2 separate regions of the Mus musculus genome follow, and region 1 is linked to region 2. Evidence: chromatin loops called from intact Hi-C (ENCODE). Cell type or tissue: left cerebral cortex. All regions are shown on one strand.

The links. A loop is a pair of places that touch in the nucleus more often than their neighbours do. Peaks named below come from ENCODE experiments on the same cell type or tissue, not always from the same donor. Only the 100,000 strongest peaks of a DNase experiment are listed, where the experiment ranks them.
Region 1: a loop joins it to region 2, with 9 times the contacts of the local background. A loop is called at or near these places in 27 of 42 quality-filtered maps.

What each region holds. Positions count from the first base shown.
Region 1 is chr2:132,899,154-132,907,153 of GRCm38, reverse strand. Fermt1 (fermitin family member 1) reads left to right here. Exons shown (of 15, transcript NM_198029.2): 15 at 313-2,975. The coding sequence ends at 486. Among named protein-coding and RNA genes, the nearest start is that of Lrrn4, 22 kb to the right of the region's middle. In left cerebral cortex, CTCF peaks have their summits at 172 (motif pointing right) and 3,391; DNase peaks (open chromatin) are centred at 192, 1,534, 1,813 and 3,404.
Region 2 is chr2:132,512,553-132,520,552 of GRCm38, reverse strand. 1700026D11Rik (RIKEN cDNA 1700026D11 gene) reads right to left here. Exons shown (of 4, transcript NR_028286.1): 3 at 147-273. Among named protein-coding and RNA genes, the nearest start is that of 1700026D11Rik, 26 kb to the right of the region's middle. In left cerebral cortex, a CTCF peak has its summit at 3,975 (motif pointing left); DNase peaks (open chromatin) are centred at 3,966, 5,977, 6,597 and 7,694; H3K27ac peaks cover 2,516 bases.

The DNA of each region.
Region 1 (8,000 bases), 390 kb before region 2:
AGTTCTGAGCCCCATTTTTTAATGGGGTTATTTGATTTTCTGAAGTCCACCTTCTTGAGTTCTTTATATATGTTGGATATTAGTCCGAAAATGGATATTCTTAACCTCTGAAAAAACAATGGAAATGCACAATGATTTGCTAGGCACGCATTAGAACTGATACCACAAGAGGGCGCAAAGAGCAAAGACATTTTCCATAGAGCCATTTTTGGTGTTGGAGCCCTCGATAGTTCTCAGCCTTGGGCACCATCTCCAGCTGCTTTCTCATCCTTCCTCGTCAGAGTTTAAGTTTATCCTTGGCTTACTTTCCAGGTGGCAATCGAGTTTGACCAAAACGTCTCCATCGCATTCACCTGCCTAAGTGCAGATTGCAAGATTGTCCATGAGTACATTGGTGGCTACATCTTCTTGTCCACCCGATCCAAGGACCAAAACGAAACGCTCGATGAGGACCTCTTCCACAAACTGACTGGCGGTCAGGACTGAAGTGAAGCAGGCCCACTTGGCCTACATGGACTAGGACTTCCTTCCTGAATGGGTAGGGTCTGTGGCTTTCCCTGTGTGTAGCTGCAGAGCAACACAATGTATGCTTACCATCAGATGCCCAGGTCCTGCCTCATCTGAGCGCACTGAACACATCCCTCTCCTTACTGTGCCTCAGGCTGCCAGCAGTAGACTGGGCTCCTGCTTCTTTTCCTATAAAGTGGGTGGAGGGGAGAGAGGGCTGGTACCCTATGGATGCTCTAAGGCCCATCATGGCTCCCCAGCAACATGGCTTTGCAGGCACATGTAAGTGCTAGCCGGCAGCTGACCTGCTTGTATGCCTCACGGTAAGTCAGCAGTGAGCAGAGAGGGGTAATAGGGATGCATAGCAAGTACAAATCTCGCTCCACACACTCTGGTCCTTCCTTTACAAAACTGAGCGTAGCTTACATCTTGCCAAAGTGGCAGAGGGAGTCTTAACACCTTTTTTCTTTGGAGGTCAAAGAGATGAGTGGGAAGGAGCAGGTTACAGGGGTCTTCGGCATCATCGGTTTACTGTGACTGTCACATCTGTTAAGGTGACCACTCACCATCTGGTCTAACCGTTGTTCCTCACAGTATGGCTGACATGAGAAGCTCCACTCCTAGAGAATCCCACAGACACACTGAAGCCCTTCTTAAAGACACAGGTGCTGAAGGGATAAGTGGGAGCCCAGTCTCAGCCAAGATCCAAGACTCAGTCGATTTGGTCCTGGGCTGGGTCTCAAGAAAACAGGCCTGGTTCTCTGTTAACCAAAAGCAACTTCCACAGAGCTGGAAAGATATAGGTCAGCAGTTAAGAGGGCTTGCTGCTCTTACGGAGGACCTCAGCTGAGTTCCAAGTACCTAGCTTTAAGGGATCTGATGTCTTCTTCTGAACTCTGTGAGTACCTGCACACACACACACACACACACACACACACACACACACACACACACACACACACAAACCCTGGCAGGATTCCAAGTCCATTCAGGTCTCCGTTCCAGCCAACCAAGCCAAGTAAGAGAAGGCAGGCAAATCTGTTTCAGAGTCCACCATGTTGAAGTTCTATTTTTAAAGTCATGTCCGGTCTGGGTTATAAAAAAGTGTTCTTACCACTCAGCTGCATTCTGGATGTGGAGTCTGCCTCTATGATCCTTGCCATTTTTCCCTAAACACCTTCAGCTTTGTAAATCACAAGACAATAACAGACTCTTGGGAGCTGTTTTTTGCAGTATCATCCCTGTCCTGCTATAAGCATAAGCCCTTGGCAGCTGCCTGAATGTCATGTTCTGGTTTTTCAGTAGGAGGGAATGAGTGGGTTTTGAGTAAGTGGACTGCAGCCTCAGAGCTAAAGGGAGGTGTTTTCTATTGTCGATACACAGCCTTCTCCTTCCACACGAACTCAGACTGCACAGATAGAGCAAGAGCTTTCCTTGAACCTGGCATGTTTTAGGGTTTTGGATGGAGCCCAGAGACCTTCAAGCCTCAGCTGTTGCTTTGTTTCCCAACAAGGTCACCTGGGAAGGGAGAGTTCTGCAATTCTCAGAAGACTGTCCTGGCCTGAGACCACAGACATGAGCCAGAAGAACCTTCTGGAGGTTTCTTTTAGCCTTTCCAGATACCCACTGAATTCCTGGGGCTCAGTTTTGGTTGGCAATACTTTAAGCATTTGGAAGATCTGGTTCCCATCATCAAGAACTTAATGTGGGGTGTTTTTCCACAGTCAAGTATGTTAAGTGCTGCAGGAACCATGGTGCTGTCCTTTCCTCTGCTGTCCTGGGCTCTGCTGTTTAGGGCCTAGACAGGGTGCAGGATACTCCTGGGTGCACTACACTAGGCTGGGTGGAGTATACACACAGTGTGCATGCCTTTAATCCCAGAACTCAGGAGGCAGATGCAAGCAGACATCTGTGAGTCTGAGGCCAGCCAAGGCTCCATAATTTTTCAAATGAAAAATATTTGCATGCTATAGCCTGGACAGATCTTCCAAATCCTGGTCACAATGACCTCCTTGATTACATGTCACCTTGATTACATGTTGCCCATGAGAATTCAGCTTCCCTAGAATGCCAGACCAGGCCTTCAGGTCAGCCCCTCCTTTGCTTTGTATGGTTGGCTGAGATTTCTGTAAAACTCCTGGAGGAGTTGGCTCCCAACGTTATGCAGTTTTAGGTAGCATTTCTCCCGTGGTTACACAGCTACATCTCAAAGGAATAAATTGGTATAAGAGGAAAAGGCTAAATGCCATTGTTCTAAAGAAAAGTATGGTCCTTTTTTTTTAGGAAGAGGGGGTTAACATTTGGATACAAATGGTCAGGTGACTTGTCCTTGCTGAAATTGTAATTTGTTTGTCACACACATCCCATTCACTTTACTATCTGCCATAGATGCTGAAATCTGCACTGTATTATTTATATGAGTTTAAATTTGATTTTTATATGTGTTTGAATATAGTTCAGTTGTGGCCTATCCTGCCTGCTGTCTTGTTTAAAGGTGACCATTCTCTCTGCTATGTAGGGAGAGCCCACTCAGGCCTGCCATGTGTCTCTGCACACCAAGATTCCAGCTCCTTCTCCAGGCAACTAGAGTGTGCTTGGCCTTGAGTTCTAAGATGTCAACTAAGACCTTTTCTTAATCTTTGCTTTTAGCTCTTCTCTCATTGGTGGGTATCAGATACCCTGTCCTATCCTCACCATGGCCTGTCTTGCCCCTTTCTAGATCTTGAGAAACTACCAGAAAGCAAATAACCATATAACAAGAGAGAAAAGAAGAGTCAAGTTCCCAGCGTTTGATAGCTGAATGCTGAGGGCACCTCTTTATTTCAAGGATAATGATCCCTATGGTTTATAGAAATCTCTCAACATGCAATTCTCACATCAGCCCATAGGGGGCAAAAGAGCTCTTCTACTCATTCTACTGAAGAGCCAAAACTACCCTCAGCTTGTAGGACTGAAAAGCCCTGTGGAAAAGGATCCGAAGCCAAGTTTGTCAACCTTCTCCAGCCCTGCTCAGCCTTGAGGCACTAGCCACCTCCCACTCAGTGAGGTTCAGTGTCCCCAGGTTCAGTGTGACCCAATGGCTTACCATTCCCAGCCACCAAGTCAACATGCCCACATGGGAAACATGCCCGCTTGGGAAACTGGCTGCACCAGAGTTAGATGGGTAAGATAGAGGTAGACCAAAGAAGTCTGGGAGACCGAAGAATACCTCACTAGAAGGTTTTTGTTGCTGTTTTAAATTTGGGTTTTGAATCTAAACAGTGAGGAAACAAGGCGTCTTTCTGTCTGAAAGCTAGTCCTTTCGTCTGCAGACTTAGAAGCCAAGGTGCTATGCAGTAATTATTTCCTGAAGTAATTTAAAAATCATTTTAATTGATCTAAGGATGTATCTCGGTTGGGAGAGTATGTGCCCAGCATGCGTGAAGCACGATTTCAAAGCACATCCATATAATTGTGAACTTAAGTGTACATGGTAAATTCTCAGACTTCTTCGCATAGGAAAACTGTCCTGCTAAGTAAAGAATAGGATCCTGATAATTAAACCAGACCTGAGTCCAGAGTCACAAGGAACCCAATCTTTAATGCCACCAGATTAAAAGATATAGACTCCAGGAATGCTCCCAACATTTGTGATCACATGACATGAAAAAGCAGGCTCTAAGGGTGAGGCAGAGCCCTTTGTGGGGGAGCAGAAGACTTACGGGAAGGGAGGCCCCAAAGCCTATGTGGTATGATTCAAGCAATGCATCCTCCTGAAAGGCCTTGGGGACCCTCCATAGGGCCTGTAACAGGGAAGGCAAGGTGCTGGCAGTGGGGCAACTAGTTTGAAACCTAGCTGGATTGTCCACTGGCCTGTTAGGAGAGAGCAAGGACACTGTTCCTGGCAGCCTGGCATTGTAACTGTCAGATATTCTGGGAACTGGAGATGGCTAGAGTACTAACAGAAGGGGCTAGGTCCCTATGCTGTCACTCAAGTTTCTGCCTGTCCTCAAAGAACCAGGACTGAAAGCCAAGCTAACCTCTGAGAACCACTACTACTTTTTGTTTTTTAAAGTAAAACCAGTGTCTCTTTCCCCCAAAGATACAGACATCAAATGTGAATTTCCTCATTGCTGTTGAAGGCCAGGTGCCATATGTTAAACCCACATTGGTTTCAACCTGAGGCCTGGCTACTCCAAGTGTAGCTACTCCAGAGTCGGCAAGGCTCTGTAAGGCATATGGAAGGAGGCCTGTGCAAATGTCAATCCAACCTTGTAATCTTCAGCTCCTCTGACTATGCCATTTACATTTCATGCTAAAAAGACAGGCTGCTCCATTAGCACAGAGGCCCCAGGGCAAGAGAGATCCCAGGAGGTGAAACAGCTATGCAAAGTTAGGAGGCAGTGGGTGAAACCAGCTGCTACCTTCCCCAAAGGGCAGTTTCAACAATATAGCTCATAGGTTGTGGCAGAGAGAGATTGGTTTTGAGAGAGGCGTGGAATGATGCTGACTGTCACTTGTGCTCCGTGCCTCCCTCAAGCTCTCTCCTCAGTCAGGCATGGACTATAAGCTTCATGGCACAACGTTAGAAATGAAGTGCTGGGGAATGTTTACAGACTCTGTGGCGGGGGGGGGGGGGGGGGGGGGGAGGGGGGGGGTTGGGGGGGGGGATGCTGATTTGTCAAGTCCTAGGATGTAAAGACTCATGCATGCCACAGCTACTGTGACAGTAGTGGGCAGAGGCTTGGAAGGAACGAGATGTGGACATCAGGTGACCCCGCTGAGATAATCCAGCCCCAGCACACAGTGTAATTGTGCATGAAGTCACGAAGCTCATCAAGGTCATGAACGAAGGAAGCAAGGCTTTGAGTCCTGATCTTCTGAACTCAAGTACACTCTTCAGCACTGCCCTTGACTTTTCAGTGTGAATTCAGACTTCTATGCCAGGAATCCTGGATTGTAGTTATTATTCATGATAGCATCCTTTGTGAGGCAGGGAAGTGTAGAGAACAGTTTGGTTTCCCAAAACTCCACCTCCCTCTCTCCTTTCTCTGTTCTTTGTCTCTGTGTCTGTCTGTCCGTCTGCCTGTCTCTCTCCCCTCTCTGTATCCCTCTGTCTTTCTGTCTCTCTGTCTCTGTCTCTCTGTCTCTGTCTCTCTCTCTCTCTCTCTCTCTCTCTCTTACAGAGAAATGCCTCCATAAGATCTACTGTTGTAGGTGGTGCCATCCCTGATATGGTGGTCCCAGGTTCTACAAGAAAGTGGCCTGGGCAAGCCATGAGGGAAAAGCCATTAAACAGCACCCCTCTATGGCCTCTGCATTAGCTCCTGCCTCAAGGTTCCTGCCCTGTTTGTGCTCACATTCTGACTTCCTTCAGTGATGAACAATGATGTGGAAGCAGAAGCCAATTAAAACCCTTTCCTCCTCAAGTTGCTTTCAGTCATGGTGCCTCAACACAGCAACCATAACCCTAACTTGGACAGTCATGTTCTTTGTCACCTGAAAACACTTAGCTCAGACCCAACCACCAACAGGTAATACCCGAGTTGATTTTTCACAGAAGATATTTAAGTGAAATTCATAAGATCATGGAATTTCCCTCTCCAATTACTTTATATTAGATTCCAAATGCCACATTTTCTACTAAACAGCTCTTCAGATGCCAAGTGTCATTGTACTTTTCCAATGGGTCACTCATTTGCAAGTCTGGGTCAGCAGTGGGCTCAAGAGGGAAGATAAGGCTATCAAACCCCAACCAGAGATCTGCAGCAAACACTCAGCCCAAACCTCCCTGCTGCTCACAAGTGGTTGATGCCAAATCACACCAGAGAGCAATGACTCTCCCTGGGGGACCAAGCCTCATTTGGGAAAGCCAAGTGAGATGTTGTCCTGACCTTTTCCTTCCATTGCAGCTGACTCTGGAAGCCATTGCTCTCATCAGGAGAGCAAATGACCAGCAAAGGCTTGGAAAACAGTTGCTAAATAGCTCCTTCCTTGTAACCTGTAGAACAGAGTGTCACAAACACAAAATCACCGAGGCAGGAAATAAACAGGCATGTGGTATAAGGTCATTTTGCAAGTCATACACACCCTACCTCCTATTTGTAGAGGAGAAGAGAGACTGAAGGTGACACATTTGTATTCGGTGTGTTAAAAAGATGCTCTCGTACTGCACATCATAGAGAAGAATTGCGTTGTCCATGATCCTAGCAGCTTAGCACTGTTAATGGCACATGTCTTTTGAGTTAACAGTCATCCCTAGTCCAGATGACCCTGGAAGAGTACAAAGTGGATACCAGCAGACACTAAATTTATTGGACTCATCATTTTGAGAAGTCCCTGAGTCAAAACATCCACAGGAGGAAGGAAAGAAGGCAAGGACAGTAATGAAAGCTAGACATCAAAACTCTCAAAACCCAAGCCAGCCACCTAACCAGAGGGGCAAGCCTGAGCTCCGAGGTGAGCGGACGCCTTTGTCCTCACCTAGTCCCTACAGGCAATCTGCAATGATGATGCAGATTTCTAGATGCTAATCCACTATCTTCTCAGCTCTCTGAATAAAATGCAGCATTAGACTCGATTCCTGTCTCTGCTCTGTGGCATCTGAAGGTGTCAGGCAGCTGTGAGGGCAGGTATTCCGATTTCAATACTCCCACATGACACAGCTGGCTCAGTGGTGAAGATTGCATATTGCTCTTGTAGAGGACCCAAGTTCTGTTCCCAGCACCTACGTTGGATAACTCACCGGTGCGTGTGACTCCAGCCCCAGGGTAACCCAGTGCCTTGCATCTGAGCTCACATGTGCATACCCACATACAGAGACACCTACAAATGCATAATTAAAAATTAGAAGTAAATAAATGTTTTTTCAAAGTGCCACATGGCACAATATATATGGGAGCCTAATAGACCTACCACTAATCATTTTCAACCTGTGGTACAACTCAGGTATTGTAATTCAACCAAATCAACTTTTGCCCCTTGTTGCACTGGGCTTTGCGTGTGGAGGCAAACTCATCACTGAGCCGCATCCCCATCTCAGCCTCCCTGATCTTTTTTTTTTTTTTTTTTTTTCTCCTGCTCTTCAACCCCAGCTGGTCTTAAACTCAAGGTTTTTCTGCCTTAACCTCCTGACTGTCTGGGTAACTGACATGTGACCCGTGTCTAGACTAAGTCAATTTCTTTTAAAGCATACATATATTTTTTTGCTACTGGAAAATTTTTCTCTATTGAGTCGCTACTTGGGGAAATTGTCTCTTCTTCCACCTAAACCTCCTCATATAGGCAATGCTAGACTACAGATCAGTACACAAGCCAGCAATCCACATACTTTCATCTTGTTGCCTCACCACGTACAGCGTACGGCTTGTACTCCCAAAGTCATCCCTTGGTCCAACAAGGCAGCTATGGCTCCAGGTGTGTCACATGGTGTTAACTCTCCTCAAGGACATTTAAATTATTTGCTCTTTAGTCAAAGTAGCCACAGACTCAGCTAGAAGTCAGGGTTATTTTAC
Region 2 (8,000 bases):
TGACTTGGTTGGGGTCACGCACCTTTCCCCCCTTGAACTTGGAAGCAGAGTTTCTTTACCATCACGTCACGTACTGTGCACACACTGTTTTCTGTTTTGTTTTAGACAGGGTCTCACTATGTAGCCTTGGCTGGCCTAGTACTCACTATGTAGACCAGACGGCCCTCCTCGAAATAATAGATATTCTCCTGCCTCTGCAGGCATTAAAGGTGTGTCCTGCTAGGCATAGTCCATGTTGCTCGTCTTTGTCAACTTCACACAAACTAGAGACACCTGAAAAGAAACAACAGTTAGAAGTTGCCTCCGTCAGACTAGCCCACGGGCATACCTGGTGGGACATTTTCTTGGTGACTGGTATAGGAGGGCTCAGCCCAATTTAGGAATGTGGTCCTGGCTTGCATAAGAGAGGTGAGAAAGCTATAGGGATTGTGTTGGTTTGGATCAGAACGGCCCCCATTAAGGCTCATATATTCGAATAACTTAGTCTTAGGGGAGTAGTAATACTTGAGAAGGCCAAGGAAGTGTGGCCTTGTTGGAGGAAGTGTGTCACAGGGGGGGTGGGGGGGAGCCAGACCTAGTGGCTCAACTGTTACCTGTTGTAACTGGCTGCCTGCAGATCCAGCTGTAGAACTCTCAGCTACTTCTCTAGCGTTATTTCTGCCTCTATCGTGCCAGCGTGCCAGAGTGCCACCCTGCTCCCTGTCATGATGATTATGGACTAAACCTCTGAAACTGGAAGCCAGCACCAGAGAAATGCTTTCTTTTGTAAGAGTTGCCGTGATAATGGTGTCTCTCCACAGCAATAGAACACTGAGGAAGACAGGGGAGCAACCTGGAAGCAGCTCTCCTCCACAGCTTCTCCCTGCAGGTCCTGCCTTGACTTCTCTTGGTGAGGAACCTGGGTGTAGTTAGATGAGATACCACCCCGCCCCCCGCCCCTATTTTTCTTCACATTGCTTCTGGTTTTAGTGTTTACAAGGGCAACAGAAAATAAACTAGTGCCCACATTCCTCTTCAGACAACGCATCTGGTTCTTCTAGGAACCCCTTGGCTTCCTCTCAGCCCCGAGCGACACAGATTCTCATTTTTGAACAGTGGTGCGAGCTTCCCCACCCCAGTTACAATCAGATTCATAGTTTCCATTCAAGCATATTCCCAATGCACCGGCCATGAAGAACAGGAAGGCCGATCTGGCCTGAGCTAGTTTTAGGTATATGAGCATTGAGGTAAAGCTGTATCTTCAGGAAACCTTACTCCTATACAGAATCGGATGCGCATTTGATTAAGACCAGGTGCATCATGGGGAGAGACATACAGCCAACTTTGAGAACTACCATAACTGCACCCCTTAGTCACCAGCTGCTCCTTCTCTTGAACCCCATAAAAGCAACTTCCAGCAACAATTGTGGCCCTTGAGTATCCTCACTCGTGCGGTCGTTGTCGAGTTTGCCAGGGAACCCTTCTGTATCTTCGTGATCACTGCTTCAAATGAGTCTTCTTGCTTCTGTGCAGATCTGTGGGTTTGCAGTTCTCTGGGTAAGACGCCAAGACCCTGGAAACACCCGATAACACTGAGGATAAGTGACCGTCGAGGGCTGCGCTTAAATGGGGGCATCCATATCACCTGCATCCAAGGCTCAGGGGGACACTGTGAAGGGAAGGTCGAGATGACTTCAGAGCCGGAGGATGGGGAGGCTGCCACAAAACGGTGTCTCCTAGTCAAGACATGGCTGCACACACCTGTGAAGTCACCGAAGCTGTTATCGTTTGTCCAAGACAGGGCTCATCAACACTTCATCCCTGACGAGAGAGGGACTCACGAGGCCCGGCCCACTCCCAAGGCATTGTTAGCAGAAATGGGTTGCAGGGGAGACGTGTGTCTCCTCCGTGCTGCAGCCTCTGATAAGCACGTCATCTCTGTTCCAGTAAACAATCCCACCCCGCCCCCATGCTCATGCAAGAAACCAGAATTAAACTTAGTGGGTCATGGGGGTGGGGGTGGGGGAACACCACACTCTGCCTTTTGTGCCTGTGAGTTTAGAGCTTTTGAGCTTATGACCTTCCCAGCAAGAATCAATAAAGTAGGGGATGCCCAGGCAGGGCAGACTCTGGAAGGACAGGATGGGAGGGAAGGTTGCAGTCTCTGTTCTCCTTTCTGGCTCAGTGTTGGGTCGTGGTTCACCTCCTCTCTGGCATTGAAAGCAGCTCCCATCCTGACATCTTCTAATATAACCCCAGGCGGAACAGAATGAGCAAACAGGCAGGCCTGAGGAGCATGGGGTAAGAGGGAGGGTGACTGCAGGGTGGGGGCTAGGAGAGAGCACGCTGCTGCTTCTGGAGCAATGGTCCCCGACCTGTGAGCTGCAACCCCCTTGGGAGTGGTGGGGAAACCCCCTTTCACAGATATCCTGCATATCAGATATGTACATTATGATTCATAATAGTTGCAACGAAAATAATTTAATATTTGGGGGTCACCACAGCATGAACTGTGTCAAAGGGTCATAGCATTAGGAAGGTTGAAGGCCGTTGCTGTAGAGGTCTGGCTGAGGCTCCTGCGTCATTGGGGGCTGTGTGACAGACCACAGCAGACCTGGCTGCCCAGGGCGTGGTAATGCAGGAGGGCTGGGGGTGGGGGTGGGGGTCGGTAGACCCGGATCCGCCTTCTACCAGTCTGCAGACAGAAGCCAATTCTTAGTGAGGAGGACAGAACAATAACTGAGGCCACAGGCCCAGGACTCCCTGGGGACATCCAAGGCTCCCGTGCTGGCTGTTAGAGGAGCTGGGTGCCAACCCATGGCATTTTGGATTTCCATGTAGTTGGGTCTACAATTGACATGAAAACCCATTTCTCATTAGAGCCCCCTCCCTGCCTGCTCAAGCCCATCTTTTGCTCTCTTCTATTCTGTGTGGAGGAGCTCTCTCTGAGTGCCTGCCTGCATGTATGCATACAAACCACACTCATGCCTGGTGCCCTCAGAGGCCAGAAGGCCACATTGGAACTGGAGTTACGGATGGTTGTTAGCCAGCCTGTGAGTGGTGGGATTGAACCTGGGTCTGGAAGAGCAGCTAGGTCCTTAATCATGGATCCCTCTCTCCAACCGTTGTCGTTTTGAAATTGCTTTGTGGAGAGCCCTTTGGGGTGCTGGCATTGGCCAAGGACAAGGAAATGCTCTGGCAGGAATCTGACACTGGCCATGACAAGGACGTAAGCTCAGGCAGGAATCTGACTGGGCTGTAATAGAGAAGTAGGCTTCAGGCAAGATTTGGGGCTTGGACAACGAAGTGGGCTCAAGTATTTTGGTTGTTCTGACAAGCCCTTTTAAACAACTGTCACAGGACTATTCATGGGACTTCACTTACTGCCTTGCTAGTTCCTTATTGTACTGCTCGCCCTGAATACTTGCAGGTAATTTAAATGGTACAAAAAAGCGGATTGGGAAAGTTAAATTTGCCTTTTAATTGTCTTGGAATTGTCTACTTTTTTCTTTTCAATCCTCACTCCTGAGCTGGAGAACCTGTTGACTGACTGAGCGGGCTTGGTCATTGCTTCTTGCTAGGTTGCTCTGGCTGGCCTGGAACTCACAGAGAGCCCCTCTCTCTGCCTCCCAAATAATGAGACTACAGCCATGTGCCACCATGGCCAGATTTCGTGGGGTTTTGTTGTCGTTGTTGTTGTGGTGGTGGTGGTGGTGGTGGTTTTCCAGGCTGCCTCCTTATGTAGTTGAGCTGGCCAGGACCTTGCTACAGTTCTCTGGTCATATCCTCTAAATGCTGAGATTACAGATATGTGCAGCCATGCCTGGTTTTGAATTTTTTATGAATTGCTGGTCATAATTGTCATTGATTCCATTTTAAGGGATATTCTCAATAGGTAGCTAAATAATCGTACTAGTTGCAAAAACATATTTCCAGTGAAGAGGTGTTATTCCATTTTAGAAGAGCGGGGAGCGATAAAATTTTAGTCGTGAGCGCCACCTAGTGGACACCATGTGCACCAGGTCACTGCAGCACTGTAATCTGTTTACCAGTGTACCTCAGCTTTTGCACGGATTTCCAGCAAGACTTCTGTTTACCGCTGTGAACAGACACCATGACGAAGGCAACTCTCATAAGGACAAAATTTAATTAGGGCTGGCTTACAGGTTTGGAAGTTCAGTCCATTATCATCAAGGCGGAGCATAGCAGCGCCCAGACAGGCATGGTGCAGAAGGAGCTGAGAGTTCTCCATCTTCATCTGAAGGCCGCTAGCCGAATACTGGCTCCCAGGCAACTAGGGGAAGGGTCTCAAAGCTCACTTCCACAGTGACACACTTCCTCCAACAAGGCCACACTTCCTAATAGTGCCATTCCCTGGGCCAAGCATATTTAAACCCGCAGAGCTTCTAACACTTCTAATCTTTAGTCTACCCATCCAGGTAGCTGCAGCAGTGTGGTGAGGTATGCCAGCCATTAAATCCTGTCCAACAGCAGGCCAAATTCTTCAGAAACCAAAGGAAGCAATGAGAGTTAGCAGCTGATAAAGTGAAGATAAAGTGACTGATAAAGTGAAGAATTAAAACCCCACAATCCCTCGTCGTTTAAATCCTTGCACCCGGCTCAGAAGTGTCGAATGCGCGTTTAGAGAGTTATTGCAGAAGCGGGCGTCAACTTCAAGTTAGGATTTTCCCAGCCTCAGAGCGTCCCATCTCTTCCCCCACGGAAAGGGGCTTTGCTGAACCTGTGATGCATCTGCCCTCTAAGTGCTCTTAATAGTCTCCCGAGGGACATCTGGGTGCTTTCCACATTGGCCTGGTGAGAAGGGCTACTGGAGACACGCATGCGTGCTGTGCATAAATCCTCAAGACTCTAGTTATGGGTCCTACCATTATTGTGCATTATTTTTTTGGTTTATTTATCCTTATATTCACACTCTAATGAATTTTTAAACTGGAAATATTTTTTCTCACATATCTTGATCATGGTTTTCCTTCTCTCTACTCCCCCAGCTCCTCCCCCTCCCTTCCCGTTCGAATCCACTACCTTTCTGTCTCTCATTAGAAAACAAACGGACTTCTAAGGGATCATAATAAAGTAAGGTAAAAACAAAACCACATTAATTGGACAAAACAAACAGAAGGAAGAGCCCAAGAGGAGGCACAAGAACAGAGACTCGCTTGCTTGCATGCTCGGGTATGGCACAAAGCACGAAACCGGAAGCCATAATATACGAGCTCCGCCCTGGCACAAAACCGGGCAGGCCCTGCGCAAGCCATGCCGCCTGGGTCTCTGTGAGTTCACGTGAGCTTTGGTCATGTTGATTTAGAGGGCTTCGTCTTCCTGGTGTCCTCCAGCCCTCTGTCTCTAACACTCTTTCTGCCTCCCCTTCCACAGGGATCCCTGAGCCGTGCAGGGAGGGATTTGATGGAGGCAGCACACTGAGGTCGGGGTGTCCCAAGGTCCCTCGCTCTCTGCATAGTGTCTGGTTGTGGGTCTCCGTTTGCATCTGCTGCTGGAGGCGACTCCTCTGATGATGGTGGACAAGGCTTCCCTGGCTGGAGTCACATGTTTAATTTTTTAAAGAAGCCACCAAAACTTTCCACATCGCTACCGTTTTACTCTTCCACTAGCATCGCGATTTGTTGCCCCTCAGCTTGCTAGAACTTTCTACGGCCACTGTTTCTTCCTTCAGCTATGCTCATAGATGGAGAAGATGACAAGGGCAGCAGGGCAAAGGGTAGATGTGCTGAGTAGAGACGGATGTGAGAACAGAGCCACTGGCTTGGGTGATGTTGGCAAAGAAAAATGAGTCGCTTGAAACGTGCCCTGAGCCAGGACATTAGGGCAGCAGCAATTGGGAGCACAGAACACTCAGATCCAAACAGCTTCAGTTAGTGACAAAAGGTGGAGATGCTACTGAGGGAGACTATATACTCCTGTATCCAAGTCGCCGAGCTCCAAGACCAGCTGTACTCGGGCCCCATGTGCTGTGAGGCTGTGCTGGCACAGAGCCCCACAGCACACAAAAACTCATGCTTCCTGCAGAAGGAGACCAGGGAAGCAGCTCCGGCTATTGGGTATTTTTATTTCTTGTCACACATGCAGATCTGCATGGGTTGAACAGCCAAATAATTTCAGATAGAAGCCACCGTGTGAAGGGTGCCCTGACTGACCCCACCCCCCACCCCGTTCTGGGCTGTGTCCCAGTGACATTGCTGCCCACAAATATATGCAGGCCGAGTGGAGGAGGTGGCCTCAGGAGCCCCTGGCTGGTTTACAGGTAGGTAGCCGGCCATGACCCAGCCTGAGTGACCAGTGACTGTAGAGTCAGAGACTGCTTGTCACCTAACCAGCCCTTTAAGTTGGTCTGGTGGCAACATGCATCAATCCTCATGGTTTACCTCTCCTGCTCCTGAGGGGGAGGGCATGGGGGCGGGGAAGAAGCAGCCACACCTCCTCATCCATCTGCACCAGAGGCTCTCAGAAGACCAAGTTCTCTCAGAGATCTGTCCTCCACCCCCTCACACCTGCCATGTCGCCGGCTCTACCAACTCCTTGCCAAAGTACCCTGCTGTCTTCCTTCCGTTCTGTGAGGACACAGATCTCAGGATGGTTGGACTGTAGGGTTTTTTTATTTTTTGTTTTTTTTTTTTGTTTTTGTTTTTTTTTCCAGCAATCTGGGTCATGTTGTCCCTCTCCAGGGGAGGCTTTTCTGGTGGCTTCCCAGCAGGCCTTGCTTGGCATAGTTTCTCCTTCTGGGCTTCTCTCTGTACAGTCCCCGGGGCTCATTCTCGCTGTCTTAGCTCTTAGCGGGGTTTTGTTTAAATCTGTTTTTAGCATGAAGGGATCTGGAGGAAGGGAGAAGAGCTATAGCCCAGGCTCTCATGATACCTAAAATCGAGGTATCAAACATTGTTTTCTGTACCTGAAAGAACACATAAATTGTGCAAATGATGCAAGGGACAGCTGGGCTAGGCTGGGCACTATGACAGCGCTGTGACAGTGCCCAGCCCAGCTGTACACACCTCCTCATACAGACCCCACGGCTATTTCTTCCAGTCTTTTTCCGCCCCTGCCATCCCCAGCAATCCTATCTGGCGAATTCCCATTCTCCATCCTTTCCCTTCTTCATATGTTGCCTATAGTTTTTGTTTGTTTTGTTTTGTTTGTTTGTTTGTTTTGCCTTGGTGCAGGCAATTTTGTGCATCTTTTAAGGGGTGTGGCCCTCCAGCCCTTATCAGGGACTTTGCTACATCGAAACATGTAGTTGTTTTTGGTTTGCACATCTCTACTGCTACAAAGGCGTTGGTCTCTCACACTGTTCCTACCATAGTTTGTCTCTCCTGCTAACGCACACTTTGCCGTTTCTTTTCCCCATGAATGCACAGTTTGCCGTTTATGTCTCCCGTTAACGTACAGCTGGGTTCCATTCAGCTTTGCTGCGCTGAGGACGATTCCCCCTTCCCCTCGGGTTCCCATGTCAAGATGTCTGGCTATGAAATTGCAGCCTCCACTTCACTGGTAAAGGCCAAAGTGACCCCACCAGTTTATGTCCTCCATCCCATCCCTGAAGTGCCTGTGAGTTATCCACGTCTAAGCAAGTGCTTTAGAATGGCTGCCCACGGGGGATGTAAGCCATGCACAAGGAATCCCCTCTCCTCTCCCTTCAGAGCCGTGGAAGCAGTTTTCACTGGCTTGGTGCTGTTTGCTCATCTTCAAGTGAGTCCCGGGAGGGAGGGGCTCTCCTGGAGACGCTCCCACTGAACGGACCCAGAGGTGCTCCAGGCTGTGAGGGCTTGGAAGGTTCTTGCTCCGTGGAGCCCCTCCACAACACTCAGGATCTAAAGCGACAGGAGCTTGGTCTCTGGAACTCGACCACGTGAGAGGGACTTCCTGACTCTGAAGACTGGGCCCCCCCGCCCCCCCCCCCCCCCACACACACACGGAGAGAAGATGAGCCTTTAAGCCCAGGGCGCAGCTGCTGCTCAGCCTGGTGTCAAAAGATAAAGACGCAAACAGGA